Linked DNA regions of Mus musculus: all the other regions are linked to region 3. A link is a loop called in an ENCODE intact Hi-C map of the cell type or tissue named here. Cell type or tissue: heart. All regions are shown on one strand.

What was found. Hi-C counts contacts between places; a loop is a spot of excess contacts. Peaks named below come from ENCODE experiments on the same cell type or tissue, not always from the same donor. Only the 100,000 strongest peaks of a DNase experiment are listed, where the experiment ranks them.
Region 1: a loop joins it to region 3, with 5 times the contacts of the local background. A loop is called at or near these places in 3 of 42 quality-filtered maps.
Region 2: it touches region 3 in a loop (2.1-fold over the local background); 3 of 42 quality-filtered maps call a loop at or near these places.
Region 4: it touches region 3 in a loop (2.5-fold over the local background); 3 of 42 quality-filtered maps call a loop at or near these places.

The regions. Positions count from the first base shown.
Region 1 is chr1:192,546,124-192,548,623 of GRCm38, forward strand. The region is part of intron 11 of Hhat (hedgehog acyltransferase); the gene reads right to left. Among named protein-coding and RNA genes, the nearest start is that of Gm31011, 31 kb to the left of the region's middle. In heart, a CTCF peak has its summit at 961; no DNase peak of the experiment used is centred here.
Region 2 is chr1:192,903,882-192,906,381 of GRCm38, forward strand. All of the region lies in intron 6 of Syt14 (synaptotagmin XIV), which reads right to left. Among named protein-coding and RNA genes, the nearest start is that of Gm39746, 25 kb to the right of the region's middle. In heart, a CTCF peak has its summit at 1,519; no DNase peak of the experiment used is centred here.
Region 3 is chr1:192,189,178-192,191,677 of GRCm38, forward strand. Kcnh1 (potassium voltage-gated channel, subfamily H (eag-related), member 1) reads left to right here and starts at 1,600. Exons shown (of 11, transcript NM_001038607.2): 1 at 1,600-1,909. The coding sequence starts at 1,831. In heart, CTCF peaks have their summits at 37 and 1,512 (motif pointing right); a DNase peak (open chromatin) is centred at 1,554; H3K4me3 peaks cover 1,167 bases; H3K27ac peaks cover 240 bases; H3K27me3 peaks cover 1,572 bases.
Region 4 is chr1:192,910,858-192,913,357 of GRCm38, forward strand. All of the region lies in intron 6 of Syt14 (synaptotagmin XIV), which reads right to left. Among named protein-coding and RNA genes, the nearest start is that of Gm39746, 18 kb to the right of the region's middle. In heart, CTCF peaks have their summits at 1,445 (motif pointing left) and 1,648 (motif pointing left); no DNase peak of the experiment used is centred here.

The sequences.
Region 1 (2,500 bases), 360 kb after region 3:
GTCAGACAGGAGAGGGGTCCACGAGAGCAGGCAAGCAGGCATCCATTTGTTTTTCTCTGCTCTTGATGGTACCTGTGGTGGGACTGTCTGCTTGAGTTCCTATCTTGATTTTCCTTCAGTGATGGACTGTAATCTGGAACAGTAGTCTGAAATAAATCATTTCCTCCCATAAGCTGCTTTTGGTGTGCGTGTTTTATCATGGCAACAGAAGTGAAACCAGAGCAGATGCCAAGAATGGCCACGGTGGGCAGATCTATATCTAACCATAAACACTGAAGTGTGAATCAACTTCACTGGGCAGGAGGCACCTGCTCATCAACCCTCTAGAGCAGAGGTTCTCAACCTTCCTAATGTTGTGATCCTTTAATACAGCTCCTCGTATTGTGGTGACCCCCCCCCCCCACACACACACACAATAAAATTATTTTTATTGCCACTTCATGATTAGTTTTGCTTCTGTTATGAATTGTAATGCAAATAACTGATGTGTAGGATATCTGATATGCGACCCTTGTGAAAGGGTAGTTCCATCCCAAAGGGGTTGCAACCCCCAGGTTGAGAAATGCTGCTCTAGTGTCTAGATCTAAGGAGATAGAAGCTCCATTTGAACGGAGGTCCAGTGAATGAGTCCTCTCTCACAATAAGCCTGTGAGATGCTGACATCTGCCCTCTGTCTTTGCTCATGCAAAAGACACCATGAGCGAAGTTTCACTCCCAAGAACCTGAGAAGATGGGAGGGAGGGAGTTTTACATCACCACAGATCCCCTGGATCTTCAGTGCCACACTTCAGTTTGCCTTTAAAGAAAGTTCCTGTCTAGAAGCATTTGCATCAGGAGATGAATAAACTGTCTGGACAAGCTAGCAACCAGGGACAAAATACACTTTCTCCTCTCTCCACTAGAAATAGCAAACAGTTTCAGGGAATGTTGGGGTTCTGACATGTACAACAGCACCCTCTCCCGTCCCCCACTGGAATCCAGAGGAAAAGGAACCAGGTTCCTCAGGGCAAGGAGCCTCTCCTGTTAAGTGAGAGTTAAGAGTTAACTCCTCTGAGTTAAGTGTTGAGTCATGGTTTGCCAAGCTATATGAGATGGTAAGGAAGAAGCAAGACAAATGTGTGTGTGTGTCTGTGTGTGTGTGTACATGGTATACCCAAGCAATTGTGCAAGGAATCAGGAAAGAGAATATTGGGGGTCTACATGCAGGTATCTGTGTATTGGAGTGCGTGTATGTGTGCGTAGGTGTGTGGGGAGACGCACCTGCATGTGTGTGCCAACGTGTGGAGCTAATGTTGGAGAGATCTGTGGTCACCTATGCTCATGAAAGTAACCCCAGCAAACTCACTGGTTCCACTAAGGGAGGTTGGACAGAATTCGTTCTTGGTTTGTGAGTACCCTATCTGGAATGAATAGACGTCTCTTTATGTCTCCCCCAGGAAAAGCCATAAAACGGAGTTACGTCTCATTGATATCTTTACAGAGCAGAACGCAACAGCTGCCTGCTGAAGAAATCTATGCTCACGTCAGCCTGGAAGGTTGAAGCTTCTCTATTCTATCACAAAGCTTCTGCAAGCAAATACGACATAAGCAGCGCTTTGTGCTTGTTTCTGCTGGGCATAACCCAGGGTAGCCCATCCTAGAGCAAGCTGAGCATAACCCAGGGTAGCCCATCCTGGAGCAAGCTGAGCATAACCCAGGGAAGCCCATCCTAGAGGAAGCTGAGCATAACCCAGGGTAGCCCATCCTAGAGCAAGCTGAGCATAACCCAGAGTAGCCCATCCTAGAGCAAGCTGAGCATAACCCAGGGTAGCCCATCCTAGAGCAAGCTGAGCATAACCCAGGGTAGCTCATCCTAGAGTAAGCGGGTGGCACAAGACCCCCAGCCACGACCTCCTTAAATCTGTAAAACTTTAAGTCATTTAAAGCATGTTTAAATAGTACACGCACACACACACACACACATATATTAGAGATGAAGGCATGGAATCCTTACTCTCTGCTAAATTATCTCAGCAACAGAGGTGAGTCTTACTGATCAAATGCTGTGAGCATTACACACACCAGACCCCAATGTTTTCCCCAGGCATGTCTACCTTCCATTCTGTATCAGTGCAGGGAAGGTGCACAGTAGAAAAAGCAGACCCAGTCTCTCAGCCTCCTCTCTCACCCGGAGTCCAGGTTAAAGGCTGCTATAGGAGCACTATAGTAACCTTGCAGGCTTAAAACAGCCGACTGTAGTCAGGTTTACGGCACTAGAGACAGGGAGATGCTGGCTCTGAGGTCAGTCTTCCAAGCTACCCCATGAGATACTTGTAGGAACATCAGAGGGGTGGGAAATGACTCCCAGAGAATTAGTGAGCGTTTATTTATACATGCAGTCATGTTCAGTAGAAATTAGTAAGCATGTATCTGGGTACATCCATCTCTGTTAGATTTGGCAACTGTGGATCTACAGTTTCCATATCCCTGCAGAATTAGCAAGTTTGTATCTGTGTGAATT
Region 2 (2,500 bases), 710 kb after region 3:
AGGGTGTGTGTGTGTGAGTGTATGTGGGGGTTGGGGGAGGAGGATGGAGCTAGAGCACACACAAGGCACTAGGTTCAGTCTCCAGCACCACATAAGCTAGATGTGGTGGCACATACCTGTAATCTCAGCCCTCAGGTGGTAGAGGCAGAAAGATGAGAAAAAGTCAAGGCCACTCTTGTTTACACAGTGAGCTCCAGGCCACCCTGGCATACATGAGACCCAGTCTCAAAAATTTTCATAACTTGTTTCCCCTTTGAAACTGTTAACCATTTCTAATTTCTGTCACCACTCAGTAGGTTAGAAATCACAGCCAGTGAAGGTCCTAGCCTTAATAAACACCAACAAAGTAAATTAAAGCCATCATAATGTTGAAGAGGTCAGCTAACTAAAGACTGTTGGAAAATTCCACCCGGCCCCAGAACATGAGATCCCTCCCCTTCCAGAAGGAAAAGGTTGGTGGAGCAAGTAGGCTGGAAGGGAGAGGCTGAAGCCTCTACTACCTCATTACCAATCAGTTTAAAGGGTGCACTGTTCTGTCAATAATATTGTGTCTAGTTACTGATGCTCTATTCCACTCCTGGAAACTATAAAGACTCTCCAAATGGGCTTCCCAGAATCACCACCTCTCCTTTGGATGCAGGATGACCCCAGAGCACTGGAACAATAAATTCCTCTTGCTTTTGCATCGATCCCCAGTTCAACATGGCTCACTCAGGGGGTCCCTGGTAGCTAAGGCTTGTCAGAGTCTTACATTGTAAGATGAATGGGTAAGCCTGTCTAATATACAAAAGTACAAAGGAAATTTGAACAAATCCACAGAAGAACTGCAGTTGCACAAAAGGTGAAATTTGAAAAACAAAATTGCAAACACATCAGCAACACACCTGAAAACAAAATTTGTAAAAAGGAGCATTTATAGACATGGGCATGGTGGCTCATGCTCGTATTCCAGTACTGCAGAGAAGGTTGAAGCAGGAGGACTTCAGGTTTCAGACTTGCTTGGTCTACACAGTGAGTTCTGCACTAGCCAAGGCTACATCGTAAGATCTTGTATCAAACGAAAGAAAACAAGCATAAGCATTAACTGCAGCTTAAAACATAAAATATCCAGAATGAACATAATGCGTGGAATGCTATCCTGAAAGGCATCTAAAGAAAGCATGAGCATTGCCAAGCAAATGAAAAGTGTTTACCAGAGAAGCTCACTGAACGTGTTAGAGAGCTGTTTGGCAATGTTCTCCTCCTGTCATCTAATAGATTAAATATAATTCTAATAAAAATCTCAAAAAGTTCTTTACAGTTTCCTAGTGTCAGTAGTTCAAACCTGGAGGGAACAATAAACACATGGGCTAAAAGAACATCTAGTATGGTGTGGACACAGAGAAGGGGAACCATCGTCTTCTTCTGGTGGGAGTGTAAGCAGATAGTATAAAAAATGTCAGAGATACCTGCCCCCACACTTTTGCAGTCCCACTCCTACATATATACTCACTGGAGATGTATGCAGTGCCACCAAGAGACAAGAAAGAGTAACGCTAGGGAGGCACTCCTCACCCCGACCAAAATGGAGGACAGACAATGGGGTTTTGGTAAGCTCATTTGATGGTGTACCTCACAGCAGTAAAATAGTTGTATGCACTAAAAACAAGCCCAAAGCAAACAACTCGGAGGACATCTAGCAAACTAACTCTAGTCCACTGGAAGTATGGTGGGTGGTAATTCAGTGAAGAAAGTGATTTATACACATGCAAAATATGGTTAACTCTAGAGGGGTGTGACGGGTGATCCAGGGCAATGGCTTTGTTTTTATTTTACCTGTATATATACATTTGTGACAAATGGGTGGTATCATTTCTGCTTTTTACCCTTTTCAAAGCGTACTGGGGTTTTCGTAAGAAAAAAGGCTTGATTGCTTGATATAAGGAAAAGACAAACATACATACACAATGGTAGAATAAACATTCAGAATGTTATCTGAAGATTCTCAAAGGGACCTCCTGGGTTAGAACAGGAATGGAAGAGGGGAAGAATGAATGGCATGATAAAAGAAGACAGGAAGGGGCTGGAGAGATGGCTCAGTGGTTAAGAGCACTGACTGCTTTTCCAGAGGTCCTGAGTTCAAATCCCAGCAAACACGTGGTGGCTCACAACCATCTGTAAAGAGATCTGATGCCCTCTTCTGATGTGTTTGACGACAGCTACAGTGTACTTACATATAATAAATAAATAAATCTTTAAAAAAAAGACAGGAAGGGAGAGAGTTGAAGAGAAAGGGGTGGAGGGAGGAGGAAAAGAGAAAGGCTACTTATTAAAACAACATAATTAAAGGATTTTTAGTGCCAGAGATGGCTCAGAAGGTAGTGGCTCCTGGGTGGGAACTTGGTGATCTGAGTTTAATTTATGGACCCTAAAAGGTGGCAGGAGAAAATGACTTATGACACACAGCTGTGTACATGCACACACAGACATGCACTATGGCATATTTACATACAGATGTGTG
Region 3 (2,500 bases):
GAGTAGTTTACCTCATTTGTAATAGAACAAAGAACCACTAGACGGAGCCAGTGTTTAAGAAATCACAGCTCTAACCTGCAGGGAGCCGTTATCCAGTGGGAGAGATGCAGCTTTACCTTCAAGTCATAGCACACACCAGTCCTGCCGAGCCATCTTCTGCTGGCAGGAGCGTTGCTTGAGTTATATCCACACAGATAGATGAAAGGTGACATTTATAATGGCCCAATTAATTTAGTCACTCTGAAAATGACATTTGATTTGGCACTTATTTTTTTTTTTTTCAGACAGATTTTGTGAGTTTGAGTGTTTTGCCTGCATGTTTGTACGTGTACTATGCACATGCTTGGTGCCTGAAGAAGTCAGACTAGGGCATCAAATGGTCTGGAACTGAAATTTCAGATGGCTTTGGCCTACTGTGAACTAAACGCAGGTCTCCTGCAAGAGTGCTCTCAGGTGCTGAGCCATCTTTGCAGACCTCCCGCACAGAACTTTAAAGTCAGGATCCCCCCCCCCCCCCCCCCGTCTATTCTCCGCAGTGCTCGACCACTCAGAGAATGCCTGGAAGGAATTGGCTCTGCTTCTGAGATTAAAAAATTGAGACAGTGTGTCTTTGCGAACCATTAAGGTGTTTCCGGAGGTGAGCCCCGGCGTCACGGGCTTCAGCGGCGGGTTTATCTTTGCATTTTATTTTGAATCTTTGTCCAGTTGGAAACTAACCAGTCAAGTAGCAATGCATCCTTCTGTGGGCATTGTCTCAGTCCCCCGCCACACGCACAGCACAACGACAGGTACACATTATGTGCAGTTGGAACACCCCCTCTTCCTTCAGTGAACAAGAGGTCCAAGTCATTTCTACCTGCTGTGAAGCCGCACCTGCTTCACCTGTGCCTTGTGGATGCTTCTCCAAGCCACAGCTATGGCTGTTTAATTAAAATCTGATGTACTTTTACTTTGGGAAGCTTTCAGAAGTAGCCCTCCTCTTTGATGCTGGACAGCCAGTTCCCGTTTTTTGTTTTTTTTTTTGTTTTTTTCACCTTACACACAAATCTTAAGAGATTGTACTGTAGCTGGAAACCCCGATGTGCCAACTCATGTTTTGTTGTTTTTCTTTTTTGGTAAAATGATTGCTCTGTAAGAGAAGACGCCAAACAGGTGAAAGCCATTTATCAACTGAGGAGGCTGCAGGCACATTGATGGTAAAGACAAACCAAAACGGCTCCTGGGAGCTGAATCTGGCAGTCACTCTGTAAGTTGTTGCCCTTAGACACTTGGTTGGTTAATTCTGGGGAAGCTGGATAGACATGCAGCTCATGCTGTTTGCAGAGCCTGAAGGTTCTGACTCCGATCTGACACCGCGTAAAGAAAGAGTCTTCTTGTGACCTTTTCGGGTGTGTGTGTGTATGTGACTTTACCAATAAAGCTGCTCACCGTGCTCTGCACACCCCAGGCACACTCTGGATAACACTTCCCGCTGCACCCAGAGGGTGCCGCTCCGGTTCCAGCCTCACCCCGTGGCTCTTGGTTACGGCTGTGTCCCCGAGGGATGCGCGCACGGTAGGGGGCGCCCTGGACCGGCTGGCTCCCTCCGCCCACGGGAGGCGGCCGCGGCGCACCGAGCCCGGGGCACTCGAGCGCACACCCGGGCGGGCCGCAGCGGGGAGGTGCGGAGCGCAGCGAGGGCGGCAGCGGGAGCCAGCCGCCGCCCCTGCGCTCCGGGGCTGCGGAGCGCATGGGGCGCGTGGAGCCAGGAACGCTTGCGGGCTGCGCACCCGGCCGCCTGCTGCGGTGAGACACGGCGCCGGACGCCCCCAGAGTCCGGCAGTCGGGAGGATGACCATGGCTGGCGGCCGGCGGGGACTAGTGGCCCCGCAGAACACGTTTCTGGAGAACATCGTGCGGCGGTCCAACGGTAAGAACTGCCTTTGGATTTCTGTCGCCCAGGTGGGTTTTGATTTTTTTTTTTTTTTTTTTTTTTTCTGAGTGCGGTGATTGCAGACGCCTCCCGCCTGGTGCCAACAGATGCGGGGGCATCCCGGAGCTCCGCTCACCAGCTTCTCTTGCCTGCGGGCCTGGGAGGTGGGCAGGGCTGGAGGGGGTCTAGTGTGCCCCATCTCTGGAGGAGAGATCTCTAGCCTACGCCTTTGGGGCCTTTTCCCGCGCCCTCCCGCTGTCCTCTCCAGGAAAGCCTGGCATTTGGTGAGAAAAGTCATGCGAAAAGTGGCTGCAGGCTGGCCACCTTCAAGCACTGCGCTCCTGATGCGCACTGGCCGCCTCCCCGCGGAGGCTCCCCGGGAGTCCTGAGGAGCAGGGAGGCCAGAGGTAGCAGCAGAGCTGGGCTACTGGTCCTGGCCCTGTTCGGGTGCAGGGACGTTGCCAACTCCACCTTCCATCCCTTAAGCAGGAAAGTCTGACCAGAAGAAACCCTTTGGCAGGGCTGTCTTATGCACCCTCGCCAACCAGCTAGAGCAAATGGCTCACGAAGGTCCGATGGTTTTTCTGG
Region 4 (2,500 bases), 720 kb after region 3:
TCACTGGTTGAGTCTTCTGGGAAGCACTGAGTGACAAAACATGGTCTTATTATAAGGTTAGGGTCCTGGACTTGACTTCCTGGTCCACCATATTCCTGAAAAATGAAAAGCTTCCTTTCTTAGATTTGCAACACTGGCTGAGCTGCTAATTTGTACAGTTCTGTCCTCCAGAAGTGACCTCTGGACACAATGGAGGGTGAGCTTATTCAAACTGGCCACTGGACTTAAATAGCGGGATACAACTGATTATTTTTATACATATTGTTCTTTTCAAACTGATTTTAAAAAGTTTTATAATTGTCTGTCTGTCTGTCTGTCTATGTGAATGTAGGTACCTTAAGCTGAAACTATAGGTGGTTGTGAGCCACCTGACATGGTTGCTGGGAGCCAAACTTGGGTTCCCTGCACGAGCATTGTATGCTGTTAGCAGCTAAGTCATATCTCTGGCTTCCAGTTGGTGTATTTTAAATGCACAGAATGTTTCTATGAACGAATGTTTTAAATGCAACTATCTGAATCTGTGTTATAAGCATATTTTTATTATTAGAAACATTATTTATGTTTTAGATAATGCTATTACCCATAACTGTACTTTCTGGACTCTACTGGGTTTTATTTTTAAAATATGACTTTAGCTATTTAAAATAGAAGATATGCACAATATGGGACATGAGTGGATGAGAGGAGAAGGAGCAATGTGCCTGGTGAGTAAATGTGGGAGGCAGGTTTCTGAGCCTGCCTGCTGCACACTGGGATGCTAGTGAGCAGTTAGCATCCTCCTGCTTCAGTTTACCTGAGGGGTGTGGAACAGCTGCACCTACTGCTGTCTTTGCCCTTACACTACCTGCCCACATATCACAAAGCAGCAAAACATTTGTTTGTATCACAGATTCAATATGCTATCCTCGCCACCATGAAACAAACATTCTCCTGCCATTTACCTAAAGAAAGAATATTTGGAGACTGCAGAATAACGAGTTGAAGTTATCATTTGCAATCCACCCATGCAAATCAGGGTTTCCCCTAAGATGAACTGCGAAAACCAAAGCCGTGAACAGAACTGTCAGTGGTGCGGTGACACTAAGGTGTGTCACCCACAGGTGTGCAATGGCAGGCTCCCAGGCATGGGACCAGAGACTAAGGTTCAATGTCCTCATTGGAAATGGGAAGGCAGCCATCACACTTTCTGAAAGATTTCTTTAATTTTTTTTTAAGCAAGTCCGTTATTTTCAGTTTATTTCAGTGTTTAATGTAAGTACTATAAAGTAATATATTAATAAACATCACTTTATCTGCTTTTTGTGTTATAAATCATATTTCATTTTACACAAAGGGATTCTATGCTTCAAAATGCCCCTACCACAGGATCTATATCTTGTTTCTGAATGGTCAAATGACCAAAATTTAAATATCCTAAGATTGTGCTGCCCCCTGTTGACCCAGTCTCCTTAAAATTCTTGGGTCTTCTGTGAAGGAAAAAATTTTTGCTTCTTAGTATTATAGGTAAGTAATTTCATAGACGATCATAATAAAAAAATGTACACGGTAAAATATTGAATGCAACTCTAGATAGAATATAGCATATTCCAAGACAGTAAAAGCTAACCCCAGGATGTTGAGAACAAAGGAATAGTCTAACCATCCTCTTCCACAGAAGCCTAAAGCTGCTGCTTAAAGTAATGCTGACACCTGCTGGAAAGCTCAACCATCCTTAGGCCCAACTCTACAGTGATCAATTCTCAATTCTTCCACTGAATTGGCAGCACCTGGATCTTGAGCTCTCCACGTTAGAAGAATACTAGTACCTTGGGTGTTTCAAAATGTTGGAATAGCATTTTCCATGCATTAGCTCTCTATCTTGGGCATCCTCTTTCAGTCTCATATAATTGACCAAATAGAGGTGGGGAGATTTTCCTCTAGGAATCATGTTTGAAAAACAAACACACTGGGTGGTAGTGGCGCTCACCACTAATCCCAGCACTTGGGAGGCAGAAGCACTCTCTCTGTGAGTTAGAGGCCAGTCTGGTCTACAAAGCAAGTTCAAGGATAGCCAATGACTGCTACATTGAGAAACCTATCTCAAAAAGAAAAGAAAAGAAAAGAAAAGAAAAGAAAAGAAAAGAAAAGAAAAGAAGAGGGGAGGGGAGGGGAGGGAGGGGAGGGGAGAGGAGGGAGGGGAGAAAAGGAAAAAGTAAACCAAACACATTTAAATCTACTTTTCATTAGTTAATCCCACGAGGAGTACACATTCACTCAGACTCTGTGTCCAATGACCTGTATAGAAACATTGCTTCAGAACTGGGCATGAACTCTCACAAGGCCCAGATCATGTGGCTTTCCTGCTTTCCCCTAGTGGTCACCATGCTGCTGTTCTCTTTATCTACACCAGCACATCTCTTTCCCAGGTAGGACTGGGGTTCATCTCTAGCAGAAACTTTTAATTTTAAGAACAGCTGTGTGCTTTCTTTGGTTCCACTGCTGTGCACCACAGCCTTCCAGG